Linked DNA regions of Homo sapiens: region 2 is linked to region 1. A link is a loop called in an ENCODE intact Hi-C map of the cell type or tissue named here. Cell type or tissue: psoas muscle. All regions are shown on one strand.

Region 1 (2,500 bases):
TCTGGTAACCTGATGAAGACTGATGCAATAAGAATATGTTTACAGTATTCATGAAGCATGTGTGTAGGTGGGAGATAATAAAATGAAGCATTCTTATTTACCTTCCCTTGGTTAGTTTGAGCCCATAAGACAGCTGTTGCTGAACCTCTCTTTCAGACATAGATTCACAAATTTGTGCCTTGTTGATTTGGTACTGATCATCAGGAAGTCATAAAAGCCACAATTTCTGGAAGGCAAGGAGATGCAATTGAGACAAGGAAACAAAAGCCCAATGTGTATATTTCAAAGCCTATGGCAAAATGATTTCTTTTGGGGGTGTAGCTTCTTGAAATATAGTGTTTACCTAGGGAACACAGCTCACAAAAGAGGGGCTAGAGAGACATTTATCAATTTCTCTTTTTGAAAATTAGCCATACTGAAAGTTAAAAAGAAATTTAGAGATCATTTACTTAGAAAAAAAATCTTAGAAATCAGAATGACTTAAAAATAACAAGGCTTTGTATCGTGGTTTATCGTACAGAACACTTTCACAGACAGTATCTCATTGCAACATCTCAACTGTCATGCGAAGTAGATGGCTAGAACAAGTGGTGTCATTACCTCCATTTCATGTGTGAGGAAGCTAAGACTCAGACGGCTTAAGAAACAAACTTACAATCACACGATGAAATAACCATCAGCCGCTGTGGCCTGTAATGGACCCAGCTCTAACTCCCAAACCCAATTCATCCACTCAATGAAATAACATTAATTAAATGCCTATGGTATGCCTGGTGTTGAGACGGGATTTAGGAAAATAAAGATAAATAAAACAAAGATCTCTCCTCTTTATATTGCATCTTCAAAACCAGAATTTTTATACAGCTTGCCACTTACTAAATATTTTATGTCCATTACCTATTTAGATAACTACTAAAAACCCTAGGAAATAGCCAAGTTAGGTTAACTGCATTTCACACAGGAAGAGATAGTTGGTGACTCTGCATTAATCATTCAGCCAGATAGTGGTAGAGCCAGGATCTGATCTCAAATTAACCCATTTCCCTGACATTTATGACCACATTTTTGCTTTTGACTCTCAAAAAGATTCATAATACATTTGTGCGCAGTCAAAAATCTCAGAGTCCTACGTATGCATGGTTTCCAGCACATGTCCCTCAGTGTCTCTTTCCTGGTCCAGTTAGCAGGATAACATAAGCCCTGCGAATGCCAGCCCACAAAGGAAGGCATGAGCTCATGGCGGGCATCCACATTTGGGCCAGGAGTCAAGAATGTTAACTCTGCTTATTTTGAAATCTGGGGCGTGCGCACCGTTTAAGCATGTGGGGGTGGATGCACTGATCAAATGCTTCTGTGGGATGGACATGATTCTCAGGGCATCTTTACAGGGGAATCCCCACGGGGTGACCCCTGAGTAGGTCTTGTTTACAGCAACATCTCTGTGTCAAGTTTCTACGAGGTAAATTTAAAGTGCTACCTTGCAGGAATAGCCTCAGTCTGAAAACACAACTAACCTTCACTGTCTTTGGTTAGTTAGTACATTATTCTGTTGCTCTGCTACTGATTTATTTAATCCATCTGAATTCTTCTTCAGTTATCTCTTATATTCTACTTCTGAATAGTATAAATAATTTTCCCCATGGAACTGAATTACCATTAGTATTGTTATAATAATTGCAACAAATATTTTCAAAGTAAAAAAAAATCCTTCTTTTCCAGATCAAGACCCTGAGTATACATAGAGAGGGAAATATGAGAAGAGAGAGAATAAATATAGAGTGATAATATTTATATAGATATGTATGCATATATGCACATTTATGTGTATATGTGTATATGTATATATTGCACATAATGTACATATTTACTTATATTCATATGTGTATATTTCTCTCTATATATAAAATATACTATAGTGTAACATGTATAATAAATATGTATATAAGTATGCATGTGTGTATGTGTGTATATATATGTATGTATATACAGAGAATATTTATTGGTCAAGTTTATTCTCTAATTTTCTTCTTTTCTTACTAATGTCTTCTACATAATCAAGGTAAAAAATTATTTTTAAAACCAAAAATAAATCATCTAATAGAAGAAGCAAAGCAATCTATGCAGTGTATTTCCATGGTATGGAAAATGTAGATTTTCCATATCACAAAGGCAAAGGAAAAGAAAGAAAATTCATAAGCTCCTAATTGTAATTATTTCTGAATTATGGAGTGAAAAGAATATTTTCTTCTTTATACTTTTCTGTAGTTTTCAAATTTTGCACAGTCAATGGGCATCATTTTTGTATTAACCTACAAGAAATAACCATTACAAATACTTTCCTGGAGAAGCTTTAGTCATGGGATAAATGTACATGAAAGAAAGTGTCTTAGATGGTTCTACCCTATAAAAACTATACAGGTGAAAGCCATTTTCTTTCAAAGGTGTGCGTAATAGATGAGTGAAAAATATTATGCCAAGATGAATGAAAGCTAAGAGAATG
Region 2 (2,500 bases), 360 kb after region 1:
AAAAAACCCAATCCAGTCATTTCAAAGACGTATACTTCATATACTTCTACCAAGTCTTATACTTATACTTATACTTATACTTATACTTATACTTATACTTATACTTATACCAAGTCTTCTCAGACCCATGCTCTCTTTTTCCCAACCACTGGCCCAGTTCAAATCCTTAGAATTTCCCAACTCTACTATGACAGAATTTCTCCCTTAGCTGGCCCTTTTGTCCAGCTTCTCTTTTCTCCAAACTATCTCTTATATTGTCACCATTCTTATCTTTTTGAGGCAAAATGTCAATCATTTCAGGCTCCTCCCCAAAAACCTTCAATAATCTCATATCCTAATATGACTGAAACCCAAACTCCTCATACCATCATTCAAAACCATTTAGAAACTTTCACCATATTTTCCCAACAGTTGGGGCCCAGACAACTGGGAGACTTCACATGAGCACACTAGTTGGGCATTAGCTTATGCTTGCCCTTGTCCTGCTTTCTCTATTTCTCTGTCCAAGTTTGGCTCATCCCGTAATAAACTCCTCAGATTCTACCTTCTTCCTAAGACCTTCCCATATCTCCCAGTAGCAATTCTTTCTCCCTCTCCTGTGCCCATGACACTGTTGGTTTTCTGCTGGAGCCCTAACCAAAGCCTGCTTTGGGCTAAAGCATGTGTGTGCATACGTTTGCATCGCATTGAGACTGTGAACATCTTGGTGGCAGAGGCTATGTCTTGCCACTCTGTCGTACACAATGGCTGCCACATGGCCAAGCCTAGGAAGGACTTTCTGAATGTAATCAAATTACTGCTTAGAAAGAACATACAGTTAAAAGAGCTGCCTTCTGTTTGCAAAATGCTGCTGGGAGGGCAGATTATTAAGTCAATGGCTTTTTTCTTTTTTTTTTTTTAAGCAAAGACCACAAACCACCTCTGAAGCCAAGAAAAAGACGTGATTAGAGGGAAACACATCAGTACCTTTAATCCTCCACTGACTTTGGAAAAACAACAAAATGCCAGCTTCCACCAGATCATTTCTTCTTAATTAAAAGTTAGCCAGATTCTTTTGGAGCACTCAATTTTCTGGTCAGGTCAACAAAAAAGTAATGAACATCACACACACCTCCCTCCCCTGTCTTCCTAGCCCCATTCCTGGAGTTATGCAACCCTTGGGGGCGGCATACACTTCAGCTATTTGCTCTGTGTTCATAATTAGATTGTCTAGACAGGAGATGTTGCTGGAGCAATAGGAAAATATTTTACAAGATGTTCCGCAGAACCACACTTATAACAGTGATTAGGACACACTGACAGACGCGAAGCCAGCAGAATTGGCCCGGGCCACGAGCCGGTTTCACCCAGAGCAGAAGCCCTTTCAAGCTCTCATTTCAGGAAGAGGTGCCAAATTAGAGCTCTGAGGGCATGGAGCAGCAACTTCTTGGCCTTTGGATCCGAGAAAGCAAGGTTGAGATAATAGAATGATGTCTGCGATGCCCTCCTTCCTCCCTCCACCTGCTGACACTAAGTCAACAGGAGGCAGATGGTAGTTGCTGCTTTCACCAGCATCTCTCCAAAAGGATGTGTAAAGGCCAAAGAAAGCAGTTTCCTGGACCTGGCTTCTGCAGCATGGCCTATCCCTTCTATGTTGCAGAATGCAAATTTAAATAGCATGGAGAGATACATGTGCGATGCCTTCTCTTGCAGGGAGATATTTCTTGGCCTGACCTCCCTGCTTAGCTTTTGTTGGCATATCAATGTGACAGCAACAATATTTTCCAGCAGAAAACCTCTTTAGAGATATTTTTTCACAGGAGGAATTGATAAGGTAAAATCATTTAGCCCTCTAAGATGAATGGCTTTTGGAAAATTGCTACACTAATATAGTACTACAAGGGTATAGGATTCAATACAAAGAAAAATTAGAGATTTTAGAAATTTAGCAAGAGGAGATTCAGCAAGGGGAGGGGACTTATATCAGGAAAATGTATCAGGACCCAGGTCCCTGAATCCTAAACCAAGGTCTTTCTACCAAAACTATTAAAGATGCTTGCGTAATTCAAATGCTTACTATATACCAAATGTTCTTCTAAGCATTTTACCCATATTATCTCATGGAACCCTCAACACAGACCAATAAGAGAGATACTATTATCCAACCCTCCCCTCCTCCCTCCAGTTTACAAATGGGAAGACCGACGCATGGATTGTTAAGTAACTTGCTCCAGGTCACCCAGAGGGAAATCTGGATTGACTCCCTGTCAGCCCGACTTCAGAACAAGGTCTTTAAGCCTTAAACTGTCTATATTCTATCTCCTCATTAGAGTTCAGATGAGAATATGGGGAAAGAAATGGGGCTTAGTGACCATCAAAAATTACAATGCATTTGAGAACAAGTAAGAATTAGGCACATGACAAAGGCAGAGGAGGAGGTGAAATCAGAGAATTTCATGTTTCAGATGCTACCATCATCTGTTTCCACGATTGCATACAAGTCACTCAACCACTCAGAATT

Evidence for each region. Peaks named below come from ENCODE experiments on the same cell type or tissue, not always from the same donor. Only the 100,000 strongest peaks of a DNase experiment are listed, where the experiment ranks them.
Region 2: a loop joins it to region 1, with 3 times the contacts of the local background. A loop is called at or near these places in 5 of 110 quality-filtered maps.

What each region holds. Positions count from the first base shown.
Region 1 is chr3:189,620,919-189,623,418 of GRCh38, reverse strand. It overlaps a transcript of TP63 not described here. Among named protein-coding and RNA genes, the nearest start is that of TP63, 9.2 kb to the left of the region's middle. In psoas muscle, no CTCF peak of the experiment used is centred here; a DNase peak (open chromatin) is centred at 1,268; H3K4me3 peaks cover 656 bases; H3K27ac peaks cover 2,371 bases.
Region 2 is chr3:189,259,814-189,262,313 of GRCh38, reverse strand. The region is part of intron 4 of TPRG1 (tumor protein p63 regulated 1); the gene reads right to left. Among named protein-coding and RNA genes, the nearest start is that of TPRG1-AS2, 20 kb to the right of the region's middle. In psoas muscle, no CTCF peak of the experiment used is centred here; a DNase peak (open chromatin) is centred at 1,313; H3K27ac peaks cover 2,500 bases.